3 separate regions of the Mus musculus genome follow, and regions 2 and 3 are each linked to region 1. A link is a loop called in an ENCODE intact Hi-C map of the cell type or tissue named here. Cell type or tissue: heart. All regions are shown on one strand.

Evidence for each region. A loop is a pair of places that touch in the nucleus more often than their neighbours do. Peaks named below come from ENCODE experiments on the same cell type or tissue, not always from the same donor. Only the 100,000 strongest peaks of a DNase experiment are listed, where the experiment ranks them.
Region 2: it touches region 1 in a loop (4-fold over the local background); 3 of 42 quality-filtered maps call a loop at or near these places.
Region 3: a loop joins it to region 1, with 3 times the contacts of the local background. A loop is called at or near these places in 33 of 42 quality-filtered maps.

Annotation. Positions count from the first base shown.
Region 1 is chr11:68,541,202-68,549,201 of GRCm38, forward strand. Pik3r6 (phosphoinositide-3-kinase regulatory subunit 5) reads left to right here. Exons shown (of 20, transcript NM_001081566.2): 15 at 2,397-2,484; 16 at 2,776-2,846; 17 at 3,519-3,609; 18 at 4,596-4,714. Among named protein-coding and RNA genes, the nearest start is that of Mfsd6l, 11 kb to the right of the region's middle. In heart, a CTCF peak has its summit at 3,544; a DNase peak (open chromatin) is centred at 3,570; H3K4me3 peaks cover 440 bases; H3K27ac peaks cover 1,377 bases; H3K27me3 peaks cover 777 bases.
Region 2 is chr11:68,871,993-68,879,992 of GRCm38, forward strand. No RefSeq gene overlaps it. Among named protein-coding and RNA genes, the nearest start is that of Rnf222, 13 kb to the right of the region's middle. In heart, CTCF peaks have their summits at 3,064 (motif pointing left), 3,274 and 5,589 (motif pointing left); no DNase peak of the experiment used is centred here; H3K27ac peaks cover 450 bases.
Region 3 is chr11:68,481,912-68,489,911 of GRCm38, forward strand. Pik3r5 (phosphoinositide-3-kinase regulatory subunit 5) reads left to right here. Exons shown (of 19, transcript NM_177320.2): 6 at 4,640-4,709. Among named protein-coding and RNA genes, the nearest start is that of Pik3r6, 17 kb to the right of the region's middle. In heart, CTCF peaks have their summits at 3,546 (motif pointing right), 4,384 and 6,702 (motif pointing right); DNase peaks (open chromatin) are centred at 1,500, 3,480 and 3,900; H3K27me3 peaks cover 221 bases.

The sequences.
Region 1 (8,000 bases):
GCCCAGGGCCTTAAAGCTGAAGCACGCAGATGGACTGAGTCCTGGGGTCCAGCAGACAGTAAGGATGCAGGGTAGCACTCTGCAGGAGCACCTCCAGGGAGGGAAAGGACCTCACTGCTCTCTACCTAACTTGGATTCCGTCACTCCTTTAGAGTTGCAGAATCTGACTGCAGATACCTGCTCTGCTCTGTACCATATCCTAAGGTTCTGTTTTCTCCCAGAACATTCAAAATGTTTCAGGTTCATAACTCAGTGTGTGGACCAGACAATGTCACAGAAAAAAAATCATTAGTAATTGATGTAAGAAATAAGGCATTTGGATTATCTCGAGTTTTACAATCATGCCAGACATAGAAGGGCACACCTGTAATCCCAACACTTGGTAAGTTGAGGCAGGAGGATCACCATTTCCAGGACAACTTGAGTTGTACAGTGAGACCCTGCCTCAAAAAACAAAAAAAAGATTCATCGAGGAGATAGATTTGATCAGATAGTAGATAAATATCTGATCAATATAACAATATAAATAATAACTGATATTACATAATATAAGTTTAACCTTATAGTATTAAAACAGTATTAAGGTTTTAATACACAGCTGCCAACAGTCACATCAATCACATCCCGTTCTATGTGAGCGTGAACATGAGGGGCTGGAGAGATGGCACAGTGGTTAACAGCACTTGTTCTTTCAGAGAACCTGGGTTTGGTTGCCAGCACCCACATGGTGGCTCACAGCTGTGCATAGCTCCAGCTCCAGGGTGTGCATACATTTGAGCAAAGCAATCGAATATATATATACATATACATATATAAAATAAATCTTTTTCTTCTTTTTTTTTTTTTTTTTTTTTTTTTGGTTTTTCAAGACAGGGTTTCTCTGTATAGCCCTGGCTGTCCTGGAACTCACTCTGTAGACCAGGCTGGCCTCAAACTCAGAGATCCACCTGCCTCTGCCTCCCGAGTGCTGGGATTAAAGGCGTGCGCCACCACGCCCGGCTTATTTCTTATTTTTTAATTTTATTTATTTATTTTGTTTTTTTGAGACAGGATCTCTTTATGTCAACCTAGCTGTCCTAGAATTTGCAATGTAGACAACAACTGGCCTTGAACTCACAGAGATCTTCCTTCTTTTGCCTCCCAAGTATTTTTCTTTATTCTGGCTAGCTCTCAAATAAATAAGACAGAGACTATTAGATTTATTTAATAGGCTTTATGGTATAATATCTAAACAGTTATTAATCTGTTCTAATCCTCTGAGCTAATCTGGCTACCTCACAGCCCAAATCCCCTAGATACATACATTTTAGAATCCATCTGTCCCTCTCTGCTGTAGGTGTGTCTCCTGGACACACGCCTCGCGGTGAATTCCCTCTCTCTCTCTCTCTCTCTCTTCCTCCCTCCCCTCCCTGGAAGAGGAAGGCCAGCTCTGTCCCCATGTCTGCTCAGTCATTGGCTGATCAGCTTTTATTGACAAATCAGAAAATAAATGGGGAGCAAACCTTACACAACATTGAGGCAGGCAGAGGATTCTTAACAATAAGCGCTACAATGCAGAGAAATCAGCATTTGAATAATACAAGGATACTCTTTACATAGTGCACAATAACATTATGCCAACATAAATACTTTTTCTTATTTCTTATTTTTTTATTTTTATTTTATTTATTTTGGTTTTTTGAGACAGGGCCACTTCATGTAGTCCTGGCTGTCCTGGAACTTGCTATGTAGACCAGGCTGGCCTTGAACTCACAGAGATCTGCCTTCCTCTGCTTCCTGACGCTGGTGTCAAAGGTGTGTGCACAGATTAAAATAAGTCTTTAAAATAGAACAAAATGATAAGTACAAATTATATATATATTTGTGGCTGTGACATGCCATTTTATGATATGTACATGTGAAACTCTATTAATTGGACTGGCTAATGTGCACATTACTTCACCCTTACATTTCATGCCACAAATACTTACAACCTACTTACAGCTCTTATTAAAAATACAATGTGTTGTTACAAACCGTGGTCACTGTACTGTGCAGTTGCTCCCTTGACCTTGCTCCTCCTATAGAGCTGGAATTTTGTATCTTTTACTAGTATCTGGCAGATAGGTTTGATCAGAATGAATGCCTCCTGATTCTTCCTCTCCATTCTTTTGTTTTGGGAAGGACTCAGATGTAAGCCACAGGAACTTTTCAAATCAGCTTAGGACCGGAGGCATTATTAGCTTACCTTGCTGGAAAGGTCCGGACTGGTGTGGCTGTCACTGTGCAGCTCAGAACCTAGCATGGGCAGGTGGGTGGGTGGAGCCCCTCAGGCTGTAGGGACAGAAGCTCTCTCTAAACTCCCTCCTTTCCCCTTTCTTTCTGTCCCTCCCTCCCTTCTCCCTTCTTCTCTCTAGATCTTCACCAGCTTGAGTCACGACCCTACAGAGGACATTTTCCTCACAGAGCTGAAGGTGAAGATCCAAGACTCCAAGTCCCCCAAAGGTGAGCTTCTGCTCCCCGTTTCCCAGAGCTCACCCTGGTTCAGCTGCCCCTTACCCTCACTCTCTGGTCTCTCACCAGATGTCAGCCCCATGGTCACCTTACTGTGTCATGGGACCCTGCTGAATGCCAGGGCCACACTTACCTCTGTCTCAGGGCACTCCCAGACTGAAAGGCCATCTTCTCAGATGTTGCCTCTCCATCCAGGAACAGCTGCCCTGTCTATCCAGCAGCTATGCCTGGGAGACATGGGGAAGGGGCTCTCACTTTCTACCCCCTCTTGTCTTCCCTCAGAGGGCTCTTCACCTCGAAGGAGAGGGGCAGCTGAGGGCACAGGAGCTGAGCTGTCCATGTGCTACCAGAAGGTCAGTGTCACTGGCATAACCAACAAAAACTTAGGAGGCACAGTGAATGAAAACCAGCCTTTGGGGTGGGGGTGGGGGTTGTAGACAGAGCCAAAGGGATCCCCCAGCCTTTCTTGAAGATACCACCAGACTCTTTCAGCCTCCAGAGCAATCTGCAACGATGGTGTAGGGACGAGGTTGACCTTACATGTAGACAAGGAGGCAGTGTGCTCTAAGAAATTAGAGGTTGGGTGAGCACACTGGTGCATGTCTTTAAGCCTAGCATTTGGAAAGCAGAGGCAGGTGGATCTCTGTGAGCCTGAGGCCAGCTAAGACTATATAGTGAGACCTCAGCTTAGAAAAGAAAAGAAAAGAAAAGAAAAGAAAAAAGAAAGAAAGAAAGAAGAAAGAAAGAAAGAAAGAAAGAAAGAAAGAAAGAAAGAAAGAAAGAAAGAAGGAAAGCAAGCTAGTTTCTTGCTCAGAACCTTCTTCCTTGTGAACTACCTATCTAGGCGTCTGATTGGCTCCTTGGGGATTAAGAATGGCTAAGCCTCTGCCCATATGCCCCTTATTGGTATCAGTACCCAAGGAGAACCTCAGGGTAGGGTGGAAGCCTGGGAGAAGCGAGACATGAAGATGCAGGGGAAAGGAAAGCCCTCGGGACTCCCTCTTCTGCTCAATTCCCATCCCCAGGCCCTGCTCAGCCACAGACCACGAGAGGTCACTGTTTCTCTGCGGGCCACCGGGCTGGTCCTGAAGGCCATTCCAGCTGGTGACACTGAAGGTGAGGAGCTGGGAATGCAGAGTGAGGAAATGGGAGGGATGAGGAGAAAATCAGGGAGGAGGAAAAAGGGTAAGAAATAGGGAAGCCAAGGTTGAGAGGCGGCAGCTGGGCGGGGCCTCGGCAGGGGTCAGAGGGTGGTTGGCTGAAACCAGGCAGCCTTGAGTAAAGCAGGACCCCAGCCCCCAGGTGGTCCACTGGCTGACAAGCTAGCTATCCCAGCCTTGAGGCTGGCTCCCAAAGCTGGAAGGTAGAAGGACCTGGGAGCAGAAGCGCCCCCTCTCTGAATTAGGCCTGCAGAGCTGGCAGCCTTCCCCTGGGAAATGTTGGATTTACATATTATTCCAAAATAAAAATAAATGAACGAATGAAATGGAGTGACTGGGGGACAGCGGAGAGGAGCATCGAGTGAACATGCTTGGTTCAGAGCCTGTTCTGAGTCTCCTGCGGAGGTGACCTTGAAGTTATTTTCTTTGCTTCTGTTTCCCCTCAGGAAGGAGTTAGGAATACTGATAATATCTGTCTCAGAGAGTTCACATGCTCAGGGGAAAAAAATGTCCCGCACCTAACAGAGTGCTGCTAAATTAAGCCCCTGAAAAATGTGTTTGGCTCTGGTAGTCTGTGTCACCACGTTTTGTCCTTCCAGGGACCCAGGAGCTCTTTGTGAAAGCTAATATTGATGGCGTGCTATGTCTATATAAGCTGATTTTTCCCCCTGTGTCATTCATTGCTCACATTATTTGTGGCCTTCCTCCTTAGACCAGGCTGGTCTCGAACTTGGCATCCCCTTGCTTCCAGCATCGGTGTTCTTACAGAGACAACTGGCATAAAAGGGAAGAAACTCAAGAAATAATACTTTCATAAAAGGTCACTTCCAGGCGAGCTGAGGGTAAACTGGCGGCAGAATGGGAAGACAGACATACAGGGTCTTCTTAGGACCCAGAATCTCCAGCTTCCCACTCACATAACCCCCCCCCCATTTCTCTCAGTTTCAGGGTTCTTCCACTGTACCTCACCAAATGCTGCTTCTGCCACAGACTGTTCCTGTCTGCACGTCAGTGTGACAGAGGTGGTCAAGTCCTCCAATCTGGCAGGAAGGTCATTTACGGTGAGTTTGTATGGACTAGAGGGGGGCGGGGACAGGCAGCTGGTAAGGGAGCCCAAGGGGAAAGTACTCAGAGAGGGGAAGCTGATGGTGGCCCTTCACACCTGCCGTGGGACTTTCCAATCAATGTGGGCAACGCAAAGACTCTGTGGTATAAGGCAGACACGGAGCCCCTGTCTTCCTTCCATCTGCAGCCCATTTGAGAATTAACACCCCTAACAACCACATTCACCCACACATGTCATCCCCACCACTGCTCTTCAACCAGACTCCTACATAGCAGCTCTCATATCCTCATTGCCTCTCTGACCACCTTGCCCCTTGGCTTTGCCTTGGCTGACATTTAGTGATCAAGGTATGAGACTCACCCATTTTCTTGCTCTCTGATGGCTTCTCTCAACTTCACTTAACACTTAACCTGACCTCAGAGCCCCGTGATCCCACCTGGACCACGTTCTCACTGACACAGACTCCTGTGCACCACCCACCAGACAGGCCAGATGCTGATAGCTTCTGGAATAAGTCCTGTACCCACACTGACCAGGTCCCAGCAAACTCCTGCTCACCCAGAACATTGATGTCACTCAGCACCTTTCTTGTTGGTTCTAGGAGTCTCTCTTTACTTTCTCTGCCCTTCCTTCCCTCCCTGCGCTCCCCCCCCCCCACCTCCTTCCTCTACAAATAGATTCCGGTCTTCTTTCCATCCTAGAAACAGACAGGAAACTCGACCTTGGCCACGATTTCTCTCTGGCTGCCAGATGCAGTTCATTTCTCCTATGTCACTCAAGCTTTTAGAAAGATACTTCTAGGGGACTGGAGGGATGGCTCAGTGGTTAAGAGCACTGACTGCTCTTCCAGAGGTCCTGAGTTCAATTCCCAGTAACCACATGGTGGCTCACAACCATCTGTAATGGGGTCTGATGCCCTCTTCTGGTGTGTCTGAAGACAGTGACAGTGTACTCGTATACATAAATAATTCTGTTTTTAAAAAAATATATTTCTATAAGTTTGAGGCCCTTATTCAGGACTCCTTTGCCTGTAAGCTATGGCTTTGAGCTTACCCCTTTGCAGCAAAGTCACCTCCATGTTACAAAGTCACTGTCCCTATTCAGTCTTTCCATTTCTTCTTTGCATGGCAATGTTGTAATCTATATGTGCAAAATAAGTTTACTCATCATCTCAGTGCATGGTTAGGATAACTGGTAACATTTTTGAGTATCAAATAAATACTTTGGTTTTTCATTATATGTTCTTGAATAATTGATAAATACAGTGAATAATTGTCTATAGCAATGTTTTTGCTCAAAATATTTGAAAGTAGGCTGGAAACAGGACTTTTAACCAGAACTCTGGAAGTAGGCTTTTAACCAGAACTCTGGAAGCAGAGACAGAGAGATGTCTGTGAGTTCAAGGCCAACCTGGTCTACATAGTGAAATCCAGGGCAACCAAAAGAGACCCATATAATATCTACATATTACACATTAAATTATATACGAAGGCTTTGTGCATTTGTCCTGATGGGACTTTGTTTATGTCATTAAATATTATTTCATATTGGTTGTGTATACCCATAATGATTATTGAAATGTTTTTTGTATGATTCAGTGATCTTTTACGATTATAAGCATGCTGTGGCAAACATACTTAGGGTTAAACAGATGCTAAAACTCATGATTATGCTTTTAAAAGCCTTCCCTAGTGAGCTGACACCCACACATCAGGACATTTCACCACACTGGTCTCCACACCCCACCCCCATTGCCATGTGTGGACGCCAATTTTGGAAGGCAGCCAATACACTAGCTGACTTGTTTCAACTCTGTGACACTGATCATCAAAATTTTGATTGTTTCAATCTGGATTTCTGTCACTCCCAATTAGTGACAGTGATTTTTTTTCTCACATTTACTGGTAACTGTTTCTTTTCATTTATTTCCTGTGTGTGTTCTCACCTATACTGAAACCCATGGTGTCCTGGTTTTATATGAGAATACCATCCTTTTGTTCGTCTCATGTTTTTAAAATATTTTCCCCAAATTTATTCTTTAAATTTTTTATAACCTTTATATTTCAATTTCCTGCCTGAGAGTTTGAAAGTGTTTCAGAAATCCCACCTTTGGCCTTTGCTGAGTTATCGTTGTCCCCATAGCCTTTTGCCTACACTTGTGACAGGATGCAGGGGCCATGTACCTGGGAGACCTTCCCTTCCCTCAAGATCTTCCCTACCCCCTACTTCCTAGTGAGCTGGGTACCCCACCTTTGTGCTCTCCCTTTAGCCCTGGGGACACAGCCATGGGGACACTGCAGCTCTGTAAATGGCATGGGGCGGGGCCCTCATCTTGATGTTTCCAGCACTCAATGTATCGGGCACACAGCATGCTGCTAGTCACCTAGAGCTTTGAGCATCTCAATCCTGAACTGGTAGCCTACCTTCTCTGAGGCCAACTATTCATGGTATTAGAGCTTTCATTGCTCAGAGACACACTGTTTTGGATTCAGTTCTACCTTAGCCTTGGACAGTATGGTGTTCAAGCTTGAAGCTGTAAGATAGGCCTTGTCACTTTAACTGCAGCTTCTCTTTGAGAGTCAGTTCCTCTGCTAAATGACCTCATTAAATAACCTGGCCAGGGGCTTTTGGCTCTCTAAGTAAATCAACCCAGCAAGTTCCTGTTTTTTATTTCTTTCTGACTTGCCAAGCGAGATTCCAATAGCTGTGTTTCCTCTCCTGGAACCCTGGCAGGTTTCATTAGATGGTAGGCACCAAGCCATGGAAGGGAAGTTCTTGGTGAGCTAGAGGGAAGGTGTTCCCAGCTGGGAACAGCAAGAGCCCTGTGGCTGCCTACGCAGTCTTGTCTTTGGCTGGGTTGGATGCTTGATTGACAGGAATAACAGCAGCAAGGCAAGGACAGAAGAAAGGGGGCTTTGGGTGTGGAACACAGCAACGCCAACAGGGAACGGAAGCCTTGCCTGTCCTCCATCTTGACACGCTTTGCGAAGCCTGCAGCTGGCCCTTGCCGCTGGCCTGTGTAGGTGCATTATAGGTGTGTGTTGCCTTCATAATCCACAGCCCAGGAGACCCCAGAGGCAACTGCAACAGACAGGTGTGTGGGAGGAGGCTAGTGGATGGCCTCTGGTCACCTACAATGTGAGTCTGGGTTGTGCCAAACACCTGAAGTACCCTGTACACAGCGGGGGAAAGATCACTGAATTAGAATCGGTGTGCTGAGACCTTCACTGGGAGAGCTCAGCAGGTGACACCCAGATCCTCGGACCTCATTCTCTTCACTT
Region 2 (8,000 bases), 330 kb after region 1:
TGAGCAAGACCTGGGAGCTTGGGCAAGGGAGTAAGAAATGCCAGTCATAGCTTCAAGGCTCTCCACCTCTGCTGTCTGCGTGTGAACGGCTGCTTCTGGTCCTCTCACCCACTTCTCCCCTCTGTCCCTAAGGACGAATGAACGCTGGCTAACTAATTTAGTGGAGGAGACAAACAGGTGCCAATGTTTTTATGTCTACGCCGGTGCAATAACACAGCAAGTAAGAGCTCAAATTAGGGGTTCGTGGGTGTGGCTCAGTGGTACTCTACTTGCCCAGCCTGGGTAAGGCCCTGGGCTCTGTGGCCAGTGCTCAAAACCAAAACAAACCAGAGAGAGAGAGAGAGAGAGAAGAGAACACAATCTTAAAGGCAGAGAGCTTAGACTTTTCATCCTTGAACCTCGTTTTCCCTCTTAGGAATTGGAGCTAACACCAGTGCTGACTCCTGCCACTGTTTGCCGCTCAGATGGGATAATGTGTATAACTACCTCCATATAAATCCCAAGATCCAGTGAGTCCCTTGAGCTGTCAGCATTGTCCCCTTCCTGCCTTTCCAAGGCTGGTCCATTCCCTAAGTCTTTATCAGATCACGTAAGCCATCCACGTCTCTTGCCTCCACAGTGACTGCCGTTCTCCTGTGCCCATTAGTCTTACCAAATAGAACAGGAGCCATTAGTAAAAGTGGGCACGGATAACACGTTAAAGTTATTGCCTGCTCCTGTCTAGTCTACAAATGTCCGTCTTATGGAAAACAAAATAACAATGCCTTATCTGTTGTTAACAACACAAAACAAGAAGCTTCCCTGGGAAGTCATTTCCCATAGGGGTGTCTTTATTCTCAGAGAAGGCAGGTTTTGTACATACTTGTCTCTAATAGGTGCCTAGGAGGGGCCAGCAAGTACTGGAAGTTAGTCTATAAATATTTGTGGCTCTCAGTGATCTGATGGAAACATGGCCCTATTTAAACCCAGTCCTAAACTGTGAACTGACCTCAAGGGGACAGGATACCTCAGACAGATAGGCAGACATGTAAGGTTACAGAGAGAGGGGTTTACTATAGAACTTACTAAGGAAGTATAGTCTTGAGTGACAGTAAAAACTATAGCTGGCAATCTGGGTCAGAAAGAGGAGTATACTTGTGGGCTGGGACAAAAGTGACTTCATCCTGGCTGGAACATACCTGGTATCTCATAACAAAATATCAAAGAGTCGGGTGTATTCCTGGGGCCAGGGTCTGGTTGTTCAAAGCCCCATATTTGACTTTAATGGTTTTATCTAGTTGTGGTTTGCTGGGAGACCATACAGGAAAAACCGGCCAGGGTTACTCAGGGGCAATCACGGTGGCTATGACTCAAGATGGCTGTGGTCATGTCAAACAAACCCATACCGAAGCACACAGACAAGCTGTACCTGAGCTGAGGGACCCACTGCAACAGGACTAGGGTTTTGCAGGTTGAGGCAAAGCTTTTCATGAAAGCAAGACAAGGCCCCCTGGGCATACTTTAAAAGTGGTTCTCACAATCCCAGAAAGCTCTGAAAGATGGGAAAGGCGTGTGTGCCTAGTCAGGTGATGCTGTGCATTTAATCCCAGCACTTGGAAGGCAAAGGCAGGCAGATCTGAGTTTGAAGCTAGCCAGGTCCACAAAGTGAGTTCCAGAACACGTAGGGCTACACAGACACGCCCTGGAGAGAGAGAGAGAGAGAGAGAGAGAGAGAGAGAGAGAGAGAGAGAGAGAGAGAGAGCTGAAAACTGCCAAGCTGCCTGAAGGCCTCCATCATCTCCACCTCCAGATGAAACCTGCTTAGCCTGCTAAACTCAACTCCCCCTCAAATCATGTTTATCACCTGCTGACCAATAGCCTGGCCCCTGGCTCTCTGCCCCCATCTCCCTGACCCCCTTCTCAGATGATGACGGTCCTGACAGCTGAGATGGCCTCTACTTGATGAGGACCCAGTCCTTGCTTCCTGCAGCATACCTCTCCACCAGAACTGTTCATCTGGCTCCACTCTCCAAGCTTCATCGAGCTTTACTGTGTGCTAGGCACTGGGTGGGGTTTAACCCATTCTGATTTAACGTCAAGACACTCTGTAAGGCCAAGGGTATTCTCATTTACAGATCTGAAAACTGAGCCCCAACATGTTCACAAAAATTGCCCAAGGAGACACCACTCAGTTGATGGATTCAAAGTAGCCATTTGCATTTATCTATAAGATTGTGTTAGGGCTGGAGAGTTGGCTCAGCAGTTAAGAGCACTTGCTGTTCTTCCAGAGGACTGATGCTCAGTCCAGCCCCGACATAGTGGCTCATAACCCCCTGCATCTTCAACTCAGCCCTCTGTGGCCTCTGAAGGCACAAGCAACACACAACAACAACAACAACAACAACAACAACAACAACAACAATGAAAGGAAAACAGGTGGTGGTGGTGCAAGGCTTTATTTAATCTCAGCACTGAGGCATATCTCTGTGAGTTTAAAGCCAACCAGATTTACAGAACTAGTTCCAGGATAGCCAAGGCTAAAGAAACCCTGTCTCAAAAATAAACAAACAAACAAATACATAAATGGAATTAGGTTTGCTCCTGGATGCGCCTGGGTGTGAGTCCCTCTCACCCACTGCAGCGCAGAGACAGGACTTCGCACAAAGAGCACACACTAAACTCAATTCTGAGCATAAGTCATCAAAAAAAAAAAAAAAAAAAAAGGGAATTTGTTTAAAAGGCAGAATCGGGCCTCACTTGACAGCTACAGAATCAGAATTTACATTTTCACAGGAAAACCAGGGAATGGGCACGTTTTTCATAGTTAGAGGCCACCACAGGTGCACACTGAATTGAGTGGGGTGGTACTCTAGAGGAGTCCAAAAGCAAAGCAAGCATAGAAAAACAAAACCCCAAACTTCACAGGGTTCTTGATTTTGAGAATTTCACCCCTGGATGTAGCAGAGTCAAAAACTAGAACTAGGAAGCTCTCCACACTCTGTTCAATGTCAACATTCTAGAAATGTCAACAAGACCTTGGACTAAGATGGAAATATGGACAGCAAAGAGCTGTCTTTAGAGCGCCACCTGCTGGTTCTAGTAACGCATTTCTGCTAGGGTAACCCAGCAGCTCTGCCTCTAAGCCTTCTATAAATAGTGAATCCTTAAGAGTCTTTCTGGGGGGTGGGGTGGGGGGGGGTGTTGTTATTTATGCTTCTTCAACATTCATCATTCCTTTTTCCAGTGACTGGTTCAGGCAATTCCTTACTCTCTAAATAACAACAGTGGATCACTCCTCATTTGCTTAGCCCCTCCGCATCTTCAATTCGGTCCAGTTCATCCAGGCCTTTTTACTAGAGCGAAAAGTTTTAGGATTTAGCTAAGAAAGCCTTCCGACTAGTCAAAGTAGTAACACACCTCACCCTCGGTGTTCTGACTAAGAAAAAAGACATAAAGATGTCAAATTGGTCCCAGCAACCAAACTTTTTAGCAGTCACATGGACACGTCCCTCGTTGTCTTATGTTTATAGCAGTCTAAATCAGGAAGAGGCAGGCAAGGAGGCACATGCCTCCAATCCCAGCACTTGAGATGCTGAGACCAGAGGATCTCTAAGAGTTCCAGGCCAGCCTTGTCTACATAGAGAATTTCAGGCCAGCCAGGGTTACACAATGAGGTTCTGTCTCAAAAAGTAAAATCAGGCCGGGCAGTAGTGGCACACACCTTGAATCCCAGCACTTGGGAGGCAGAGGCAGGCAGATTTCTGAGTTCCAGGCCAGCCTGGTCTACAGGGTGAGTTCCAGGACAGCCAGGGCTACACAGAGAAACCCTGTCTCGAAAAACCAAAAAAAAAAAAAAAAAAAAAAAAGCCAAGGGAAAAAAAAAAAGTAAAATCAGTAAGAAAGCCATCCCAAAAGAAAACTGGATGCCAGACACAAAATCATAGTAGAAAAAAATGCAAATAGGAGAAGACATCTCAATTTTAAAAATTTTGTTTATTTTTGGTTTTTCAAGACATGGTCTCTTTGTGTAGCCCTGGCTGGCCTGGAACTGTCTGTAGACCAGGCTGGCCTTGAATTCAGAAATTCACCTGCCTCTGCCTTCCAAGTGCTAGGATCAAAGGCGTGCACCGCCACTGCCCAGCTGACATTTAAACTTTTTACTTAGTTTTGGGTCTGGAGAGATGATCCAGCATTTTAGAGCGAGATTCAATTCTCAGCACAACCCCTGTAACTCCCGTTCTAGCAGATCCAACACCTTCTGTGTTCTTACCTCCCAGGGCACCAGGCACACAAGTGAGACACATACATGCATGCAGGCAAAACATTCAGACACATAAAACAAATCTTCTAACAAGTTTTAGGCCGGGCGTGGTGGTACTCCTTTAATCCTAGCGTTCGGGCAAACAGAGATTGGCAGATCTCTGTGAGTTCAAGGTTAGCCTGGTCTATATATCGAGTTCCAGGACCACCAAGGCTACATAGAGAGATCACCCCTGTCTCCAAAAAGAGACTTGATGTGCCAGGGTAAGGTGATACCCAAGGGAAGCTACCACATTTACAGAGGAGAAGGGGAGGGGAGATGGGAGGAGGGACTATATGAAGGGGGGTGGGGGGGCAGGGACAGCAATCAGGGTGTTAAGCGAATAAATAAATGAAAAAAAGTAAAAATGGTAATGAATAATATCCTCAATAATAGCTAGTATTACTCACCTCATGATACTTTTAGAGAGCTTAAAAGTATCTGAAGCACTAAATTGTAAACTTCCCTAAACCTAGGGATTGTTTGATGTAGGAATCAAAAGAAAGAAACCATCCTGATTGATGGGTGAGATGGGACTCTTCATATATTTTTAAACTTATTAAAGTTCAAGACAATACTCGATGTGACGCTGTATCTTCTTTGTTTAAGTTATTTGTTCCTCTCTGTCTGGGCTTTCCTTCCTGGGAGTCATTTTTCTGCTTGGAGATCTTCCTTCCAGACAGGGAAACGGCTGGTTAAGAGTGCTTGCCTGGCTTAACCACACTGAGCTGGATGGTGGTGGCTCAGGCCTGTCACCAAAGCACTAGAGGCAAGAGAAGCAGGAGTTCAAGGGCATCCTTGGCTAAGCAGCGAGCCTCAGGCCACCAGGGATACCTGGGACTATGTCTCAAAAAAAAAAAAATCTAAATTGACACCTACGTTTTTTAATGTATGTGAGTACACTGTCGCCGTCTTCAGACACACCAGAAGAGGGCATCAGATCTCACGCCAGATGGTTGTGAGTCACAATGTGGTTGCTGGAAATTGAACTCAGGACCTTTGGAGAAGAAGTCAGTGCTCTTAACCGCTGAGCCATCTCTCCAGCTGGACACCTACCCTCTTCCAGCCATTTGGAGATGACAGTGTGTGTTCTTAACTTCCATTGTCTTTTATCTTGAAAGTGAACTGTCAGCATTCTTCTTGTACAAAAGGTATACATTTTCTCAACTTTAAAACACAATTTAGGGGCTGAAGAGATGGCTCAGAGCTTAAGAGCACTGGCTGCTCTTCCAGAGGTCCTGAGTTCAATTCCCAGCAACCATATTGTGGCTCACAACCCATCTATCTGTATTGGGATCTGACGCCCTCTTCTGGTGTGTCTGAAAACAGCAACGGTATACTCACATATATAAAATAAATAAATCTTAAAAACAAAACAAAACAAAAAAACAATTTAACTGCATTTACATGTGTACCTGAGTGCGCACATGTGTGTGCTTACTATGGCATCTGTGTCCAGGTCAGAAGGACTTAGTTATCCTTCCATCACAGGGATCCGGGGATGGAATTCAGACGCTCAGGCTTGGTGCCAGGAGCCTTTACCTGCTGGACCACCTCACTGGCCCTTCTTGTCGTTTTTTTCTTTTTGTTTTCGAAATATTTAACTAATGTACCTGAATGTCGGATCTACATGTTCGCCTGTATGCCGGAAGCACATTACAGATGGGTGTGGCACCCAGCGCCCTTAACCGCTGAGCCATCTCTCCAGCCCCTAACGCCTGCCGTCTTGTATGCAGATTTTTCCTGAGATGCACAGTTTCCATGGTTTAAAGTCTGCTCACCAGCATTGCAAAATTCAGTCTGTAACTCCCAACTCATGCTCCTGACTGCTTACTTGCTTCTAATTACCATATTCACCCCTTCCCAGCTGGCTCCAACCCTTCCCAGCGGGCTCCAACCCTTCCCAGTGGGCTCCAGCTATGTGCTTGGCTGCATTTTTTTTACTTTCTCTACTGTGATTTAGACTGAATATTTCCTACTGACCTGTCTTCAAGTTTACTAATCCTCTCTTCTATTCTAGCTATTTTACATCTGATTCTTTTTTTTTTTTTTTTAAGTAAGTTTCTAGTGGTTTCTCTCCCTTTTTGTTGTGGTAGTAGGTTGTTTTTGTTTTTTTTTTTTTTTTAAGGTGTATTATAATGAGGGCGCCAGATCTCATTATAGTTGGTTGTGAGCCACCATGTGGTTTCTGGGAATTGAACTCAAGACCTCTAGAAAAACAGCCAGTGCTCTTAACCTCTGAGCCATCTCTCCAGTCCCGGTGGGTTTCTTCTTCTTGTTGTTGCTTGTTTGCTTGTTTAGGACAGGGTTTCTCTGTGTAGCCCTGACTGTCCTGAAACTTACTCTATAGACCAGGCTGGCCTCAAACTCACAGACAGCCACCTGCCTCTGCCTCTGAATGCTGAAATTAAAGGTGTGCACCACCACCACCACCACCCTGCAGTCTATCTCCCTTCTTAAATGCACCAGCATCTGTTTAATAATATAAATACCCTGTTATTTTTTGGAACTGCTCCTCCCATTCCTACTCCTGCCCCAGGCTTTCGATGTGCAGCCCAGGCTGGCACTTCAACCCAAGTCCTCTCGTTTCTAGATCCCGAGTGCTGGGATCACAGGAACATGCTACCTACCACATCAGCTCCAATCCTTGTTGTCTCACCCAATACTGGATTCCAGCTGTTGAACCTACAACTGTGAAGCTGAAAGCTATACTTCACTTAACATCAGCTTTTTCCGTTGTTTCTTATCATTGCTCCTCCCCCACATTCATTGAATATGGTTTAGCAAATTATCTGAATTCAAAGGCTACTTGGGCTGTGGAGCTCATTTCTCCTGTGCCCTTTACCTAATCTTTGTTCCTTAAACTCTAGTTCATTGGGATTCCAAGTTTTTGTTCCTTTGTTTGGTTCGTTGGTTTGATTGATTGATTTGTTTGTTTGTTTGTTTGTTTGTTTGTTTTGAGACAGGGACTCTGTAGCTCTGGCTGTCCTAGAACTCACTGAGTAGAACAGGCTGGCCTCAAACTCACGAAGATGCTCCTGTCAGGGTGCACCTCTACATCCAGCTTGGATTCCTTTTTTTTTTTTTTTTTTTTTTTTCTAAAAAGACAATGTTTCTCTGTGTAGTCCTGGCTGACCTAGAACAACTCACTCTATAGACCATGCTGACCTTGAACTCAGGAACTCAAGAGATCTACCTGTCTCAGCCTCCTGAATGTTGGGGTTAAAGGTGTGCATCACCATGCCTGGCTTTTGGATTCCATTTTTTTTTAAAGGATTTATTGATTTTATGTGTATGAGTACACTGTAGCTATCTTCAGACACACCAGAAGGGGGCATCAGATCTCATTACAGATGGTTGTGAGCCACCATGTGGTTGCTGGGAATTGAACTCAGGACCTCTGGAAGAGCAGTCAGTGCTCTTAACCACTGAACCATCTCTCCAGCCCAGATTCCAATTTTTAAATTATATTTTTAAAATGTATGTGAATGGCCTACATGTAGAAGTCAGAGAATACCTTGCAGTCAGCCGTCTGCTCAAGGGACAGAACTCAGGTTTGGCTTGGTGGCCAGAGCCTTTACTCACTGAGCCATCTTGCCAGCCACTGGACTCCAGTTTTCAAGCCCTGGTATACCACCAAGGATTTCGGCCATTTTCTGCTTTGCCTCAATGTCTCCTAAGCAAATGGGCAAATTCCTTGAAGGTAAAAGCAATAGACGTG
Region 3 (8,000 bases), 59 kb before region 1:
GAATCACTTCCAAATAGCTCAAAGTCTCCCACAGCTCTATACTGAGCCTGTATTGAAGTTAGAGTCCATTCATTACTAAGCAGTAGCAAGGTAGAGCTGGCTTCAAGAAAGGCAGAGAAGTATCTAGGCATGGTGGTGCATGCCTTTGACCCCAGTGCTTGGGAAGCTGAGGCAGGTGGATCTCTTTAAACTCAAGGCCAGCCTGGTCAACACATTGAGTTCCAGGATAACCAGAGCTGCATTGTGAGACCCTGTCTCAAAAAAAAAAAAAAAAAAAAAAAAAAAAAAAAAAAAAAGCAGAAGAAATGGATGTAAATTTCTCACATAAGCTAGAATAAAATTCAAACTGAGGGCATGAGGTGCAAACTGACAAGATTAGGTAGAAACTAAAAGACATTAGAGGCAAACTGAGCTGGCATCATTCAGACACTTCTAATGGGGCCAGAGCTTTGGGCATGACTTTTTCTATGGAACAACAACAGCAACAACACAAAAGCTTGTGACTTTCCTCACTCCGTAGGTAGGTAATTTCACAGAAGATACGCTCTAGTCCTCAGCAAGTAGTGGGTTAAAGTTACCCTCTTCTACGTGACCAGCAGGTAGGCTTATTGGAGAGCATCTTAGTGGGGTTTTTGGTGGGACTTACTTCTGCATGACCCCCTTCCATCTGTAGTGAGCCTGGCCAAGAGAAGCTGTAGGAGAAGGCTGGAACAGAGGCCAGGGAACTTGAGCCATTGAAGGAGAACCAAAGAGCTCTGTGGTTCCTTTAGCTTCATGCCAGGCCATTGATTCCAAATCCTGGGTCAGAGTCTGACACTCATTGGCTGGGAGGCCCTTTGATAGGACACGGAGCGTACATAAGCCTCAGTTTCCCCATCTGAACAATAGGAGCACAGTGTAGCCTCTCTCTGTCTGTCTGTCTTTGTCTCTCTGTCTCTCTGTCTGTTTCTCTGTCTCTCTGTCTCTCCCTCTGTCTCTGTCTGTCTGTCTCTGTCTCTGTCTCTCTGTCTCTGTCTCTGTCTGTCTCTGTCTCTGTCTGTCTCTCTGTCTGTCTCTCTCTCTGTCTCTGTCTCTCTGTCTCTCTCTGTCTGTCTGTCTGTCTCTCTCTGTCTCTGTCTCTCTGTCTCTCTCTGTCTCTGTCTCTCTGTCTCTGTCTCTCTGTCTATCTGTCTCTCTCTCTCTGTCTCTCTCTGTCTCTCTCTCTCTGTCTCTCTGTCTGTCTGTTTGTCTCTCTCTCTGGGCCGTCTGGGAAGACAGGTGCTGATTCTATCGATTTCGATCTTGCAGGGGGCAGTAAGCACTGGGATGCTGATACTTTCAGAGATAGGTCCTGTCAAGTCAAAAAGATGACAAGGGACCTGGGGATCTGGGCCTCCCCCAGTAAAGTTTCAGAGACTCCGTTGCTATGAAAACAAGAGCTGGTAGTCTCCTTAAGTATGGAGGAAGTGGGCTGGTTATCAAAGTAGGGCCTTCCCTTTTTTCCTGACTCCACCCCCAGTGGCATCAACAACACCCCCTCCCCGAGAACAGCCCTTTGAGCTGCAGACCATGTGTTTATCGAATGTTGATTCTGTGCTCACATGGTGATACAGAATATCATACTTGCCTGCTAAGGACTGCTCTGCAATCCTGGTCGGTGGCACGGGCACTTTACATGTGAGGCATTCGGCAATTTTGAAAGCACACAAACCTCAAGGCTGTGTCTCAGCAGGCCACACGCAGTTCTACAGGGGGAGGAAATGATACAACACCCCCAACAGATGCATAAGTGAGAAATCTACTTCCCCTGTCCAAACAATACGGTCAAGTGTGGGAGAAGGGACATGGACTTTGTGTGACAAGGACCTCGGTTTTGGCACGTACTAGCTAGTGACCTTAGACAGGTTTCTCCATCAAAGCAGGACTTCTGCTGATAATAATGGTGCAGGTGTCATTATTGTGTGCTCACAATAAGGCAAGTGTGGGTCCCATGCTGCCTCAGAACAGCTCTTGGCGTAGTAACGAGCGTGCTCATTGTTTAGATAATGAAACCGGAGTTAGATGGAAAACCCACATCTACTTAATTCCAAAAGTCATGGTGAAGTCCTCTTCCATTTACTTGATGCCTTATTCCTACCAAGACAGGTGACCCCTATACTTGGGAGACCCCAATGTACTTCTTTGGAGGAACTTTCCCGTATAGGAAAAGTCTGATTCCTGTGTCAGTCGGTTCTAGTATGTTCCCAGGTCAGGCCCTAGCCCGTCGACAAACTTCATAAATCCCATAACCTCACAATAAGCAGTGGAGGCCATCACCAAGAGAGGTCAAAGGACACTGAGGGTTGTCCTCAGATTAGCTGTTTGATCAAATGGTTGTGTCTCTGCTTGGAATTGGGGGCGTCTTGACTGTTCAGACAAGCCATTAGCTCAAATCACAGCTTCCTCTGGGTCAGTGTGTGTCAGGTTGTCCTCCCGAATATTCCCCCTCCTGCTGCTTTCAAGTTAAGCAGACAAGTACAAGAGAGAACGACGGAAGCAGCCCCCACACTAAACTGTACCACAGCCCAAGATGAGGGGATGGCAATATCCCTACATGGAGACATAAGGAAAACACGACAGAGGGTAGTCCTCATTGTGAATGCCACAGAAGAGTAACTACAGGGACTGCAGTTGCCAACACTCTCCCAGAGTCAAAAGACACCTTATACAGCCAAGTGGCAAAAAGCTGGGCAGTTGGGCTTGGGGCCAGGACAAAAGATTGCAGCAGAATGCAGGGGGCTGGGTAGTCCGTAGCCTAGCATTTTGGAGAATTTACATGCAGGGACAGAGACTTCATGGCTTGGTGTGTGGCTGGCTGGCTGTCCATCCTAGATCAACAAAGGCCACAGGGAGCAGCCCCCACTCTAACTGCACCACATTGGGGGTGTGTAATTAGGGGCGAAGAACCCCTGGGGAGTGGGCTGCTGATTTTAAAAGCACTGAAGGAGCTGTTGCTCAGTGAGTAAAGCACTTACCATCTAAGTATGAAGACCTGAGCTCTGATTCCCAACACCAGGTAACTCTGGGCGGGAGTGACAGCCTGCCTGAAATCCCAGTGCTTGGAAAGCCAAACCCAGGGTGTGTCAAGGCAAGCTGCCTGGCGAGTCTAGCAGAACCAGCAAGCTCTGAGTTCAAGTGAGAGATCCTGGTTCCCTTTATAAGGTGGAGAACAATTGAGAAAGATAACATGTGCCAACCTCTGGCCCCCACATACACTGAATGCACATTCATACATACATATGGGGCCATAGACCTTCAGACAAGCATATACACATACATGTGCAAAATTAAGTAGAACTGGAGAAAATAGCTAGAGATTCAAGGCCTGGGATTCTACCCAGCAAAGCACACACACACACACACACACACACACACACACACACACACACACACACACGCAAATAAAGTCAAGAGAAGATTTGCTTATCTATGTTGCTTGCACGGGTGTGGTACAGGCAGAGGGTGTGGTGGGATTGAGTTTATCTTTGCAATGTATGTGAATGGCCACTAGATGGCATCCCAACTCCTAAGAGTAACAGCTACTATTTTAAGGATGCTATTAGCAAAGAAGACCTAACATTAGCGTCTGTGGCAATTATAGAAAGCCAACATCACACAAAAGGCCAACAATTAAACCAATTATGTCCCAAGTTAGAGGAACATGAATTGGTAATTTCCTGTCGTTTACCAAACAAAATTCATGGCCTTTGTGTTTACAGCTTTCTTGGTTTTCCTGCATCCACGGGGAATTCCCTCCAGCCACCCCAGCTCAGTCCCAGCCAGGGATGCCATGTGCCCAGAAGGGACTTCCTTGCGCCTATTTCTGAACATTGTTTCCTTTCGGTGTGTTTAAAGTCACAGGGGAGGAAGGGAGACAGGCTGGGGACTGTCAGAGAAAACAGGCACTAGGCAAGACTTAGGTCGCTAAGGTGAGAAGCCAGACAGAGAAGTGGAGAGTGGAACAGGGTGCTGCCTGGCCAACTGAGGCTGAGCATGGAGATTGATGGGTGCCTGGCACACACCCCTCCCCCACTGCAGGGAGACACCAGGCGTTAGTGACACTATGATCTAGGAACTAGTTGGCAGCCTCCTGGGCCTGCATTCTCCCTCTCATGAAGTTCTGTCTACCAGGAAGGCCAAGCTGGTGCATCGGAGGTGGGCCAGGGACTAAGCTATGAGCAGCCACAGAGTTGTCTCCTCTAGCTGTCTCTTCAGGGGGGACTGAGGACCAGGGTAAATGACCTGTCTGCCCAAGGCCAGGTGGGAAAACCCAGAATAGGACATGGGGGATCGAACAACACATCCCTTTGTCTCCTGCTGCCTGTTCCCAATCTAGGGACAGGACCTGGACAAAATGGTCAAGAAAAGACAGAGGGCAGCAGAGAGGCTCAGGATGGCTTTGAGGTGAAGATCGAAGTGTTACGGGTGAAGTGACCATTCCACAGAAGCAAAGCACTTAGCCAAGGGCCAAATAGCAACTGTCTTCCCAATGTTTGTCTGGAGCCTCCTGGGGCACTCCCAGCTTGATGGTTCAGAACCTGGCTTGTAAGAGGCCAGGGATGACATTGCCTGGGCCCTAAACCGACCTACCCTCTCCTCTTTGTTGTTTGTTGGTCCACAGGAATCTCCTACCAGCGGCTGGTGAGGGCTGAGCAGGGCCTGCCCGTCAGGAGCCACCGAAGTTCCACTGTGTGAGTGTTCTTGGGGGAGGGAGAAACAGGGGAAGGAGCTTCCACCCTTTCCCACCCCCTGCCTCCTGCACTCACCTAAAACCACACATTCTAGTCACCGACCAACGGGGAACCCCGGGAGCTGAGGCTGCTGCTGCTGCTGTGGTGTTTAGTGCCTGAATAACTCTTTCTAATCTTCCCTCAGATTCATGTTTTAATTTTTAATAAAGTGTTTTGTATGCATGTATATCTGTTCCCACAGAGGTTGGAAGAAGACATCAGAGGTCCTGGGACTGGAGTTGTAGATGGTTGTGAGCTGCCATGTGGGTGCTGGGAATCAAACCTGGGTCTTCTGGAAGAACAGCCAGTGCTCTTAACCACTGAGCCAGCTCAGCTCTCCAGTCCCATTCATCTCTCTCCAACCCCCTTCCTTCAGATTCTCAAATGGGTCGTCCAGCACACATGACTTTGTTTATATGTGAATTTCAGGTGGAGAAACTGGAGATGAGAGAGACAAAGTATGAGCATGAGCACACAGTTAGCAAGTGTCTGTCTGAGTCAGGATTTGAACCTTAGGCTTACTCAAGGACCCCTACCCTTTCCATGGTGTCTTTCTCCTGTTGCTAAAACAAAAGCTTTCTACGTTCTTTTTGATCTGGACTTATACTAAAAATATGCTTTAATGGGCATGGTGGCACACACCTGCAATTCTCACATGGAAGGCAGAAGATTGTGAGTTAAAGGCCAGTCTGAACTACATAGTAAAACCCTATTTTTTTTTAATTATTTGACAGTGTGGCATAGGTGTGGGGGCAGAGTTTCATGATAAAACCAACCCTATCACATATAATGAGTTCTGTACCGTCCTTACTTATTTGCCTATTCACTTAGTTATTACCCTAACAAAGACCAGCCTTGAACTCTTGTTCCCCTGCCTCCGTGTGTCAAGTGCTGGGATGGCAAACAAGAACCAGCCACTGTGTCTGAGTCCTGGGCTGTAGTGTGTATCTGTGTGTGTGTGTGTGTGTGTGTGTGTGTGTGTGTGTGTGTGATTGTTTAAAGAACTTTAGAGTGACAGGGTCTTACACCATAGCTCAGGCTAGCCCAAAGCTTACTGTGTAGCCCCATCCGGCTTGCATTTTGTGTGATTTCCCCTGCCTTAGTCTGCTGAGCGCTGAGGTTCCCGACATGAGTCCACACCCCTAGCCTTTTCCAGTCTGCAGCTGGAAAATCCCTAGAGAAGGGACCCACGGGGAGGACTGCCGGTCGTCTGAGTCTGAGTTGTCAGAAACCAGGGAGCCAAGACCTCATACACACACTCATGCCCATCACACCATTGAGCACCCGCTGCCTAGGTGCTTGAAACACTTCTAAGTTAAAAACGAGTCAACAAAAAAGCCTGTGGTGAAGGCTAAGAAACAGAAAAGACTTAGAAAGTTTAGGCAGTCAGTCCCCTTACCTTTCGTGGATACGGTCCAAGATACACAGTAGGCACCTATGGCTATGGATAGCATCAAACCCTCTCTACATGCCAAGAAATTTCACTTCAAAGAACTTTCGGTGTCTCCTTGGCATAGCCAAACAGGCCAGCGTGTGCCTTGATTAAATCATTGACCACAAACACTGTAGTGCCTGGATGGTTCATCTGGTCATTAGGTCACAGACAGGCCATGTATAGGGTGATGTACCAGTGAACGGACCTGTATTGCCTAAGGCTTAAGAGTTATGAAATATTTATTTCTGGGATTTTTTATTTTATATATTTGGAGCTCGCAGGCCACTGAGGCCTTGGATAAGGAGGGCTATGTGCAATAGTTTAGTAAAGTCAACAAGGGCTTTCCAGAGAGCTGAAGAGGTGAGTCACTGAACAACCGGCAGTGCCTTTTCATTGTGTACTGCAGCTCAGAGCATTATTCTCTTATCAAATTAAAATGTTTGGTCTTATTCTAAATATAGGGGTGTTTTGCCTGCATGTCTGTCTGTGCCGTGTTTGTGTTGCTGGTGCCTGCAGAGGTCAGAAGAGGGCGTCTGATCCCCTAGGACTGGGGCTGCAGATGGTTAGTGAGCCACCATATGAGCAGTCAGTGCTCATAACCACTGAACCATCTCTCTAGCCCCTCAGCACTATTCCAAGCATACACACACACACACACACGTATATGCATATATATATATATATATATGTATGTATGTATACACACACAGGTATATGCATATATATATGTATATACACACACGCAAATGCATATATATATATATATGTATACACACACACATATGGATTTATTTAAGCCCCATATTAACCCTGTGAGAGAGGGCTTTCTCCAATAAGGATACCGAAGAACCAAGATAAGAAGAATGCTCTCATCTTCATTGTGTACAGCAGAGAGATCAAGGTGGACAGGCCAAGGGCTCAGTTAGCCTTGTCTTGCATACGGTGTGGATCAGCACAGATCCATGGAAGGAATGACCAAGACTCTGCAGGGGCCCAGCCAGGCACCGTTCAAGATCCTGCCTCCTTTTAATTCTGAATAGGGAAATTAAAAAAATAATAGTAATTTAAAAACTCAGTCTCTCTGACAGATAGGGACAGCCCTGTCCTTGTGCTCTGAAGGCAGACCTGCAGAGCCTGGCAGGAACTCTACCTGCTCGACAATGCCTATTTGCCCTGAGGTCTGATGTGGGACTGTGAGAGTGAGGGAGGTTCTGACTGTTTCTGCTACAGCCTCCTGGGTCCTGAATCCCACAGAGTGGGGGTTAGCACAGAGAAGCGAGAGAGAAAGCTGCTTGTTGTCAACTGCCTCACACAGCTCTGGCTCCACTGATTCTCTTAGTATTTGAATGTGTTTGAAAGTCTCCATAACAAAGACATTTGAACCCTGACACCACAAGGGTCCCAGGTGGCCCAGCCCACACTGTCCCAGCCCCAGACTGGAGTGGAGGATAAGGGCCTGACTTGGGGCAGATGTCAGTCCCTCAGGCCACAGTAAATGACAACCCATGACAGGCTGCTCTCTCTCCCCTGAAAAATGATCAGTGAGCTTCAAGTTACCTTGGTGAACAGTGGTCCTTCTGTGAGTAACTCGTATCCATTCAGACTTCTCATGGGAATAAGTGATTATGTAAAAGTCAAGGCAGCCTCAGTAGACTAAGGGCAGAGAACTGTGGGCCACACTGGAATACGAAGAGTGACCCTGTCTTAACATAAAACTTCAGGAGAAATCCACGGTGAAAAGTCAGGCTCACACTTTTGTTGTTGTTTGTTTTGAGGAAGACTCTCTTACATTCCTAGCTGGCCTAGAAACTTCTATG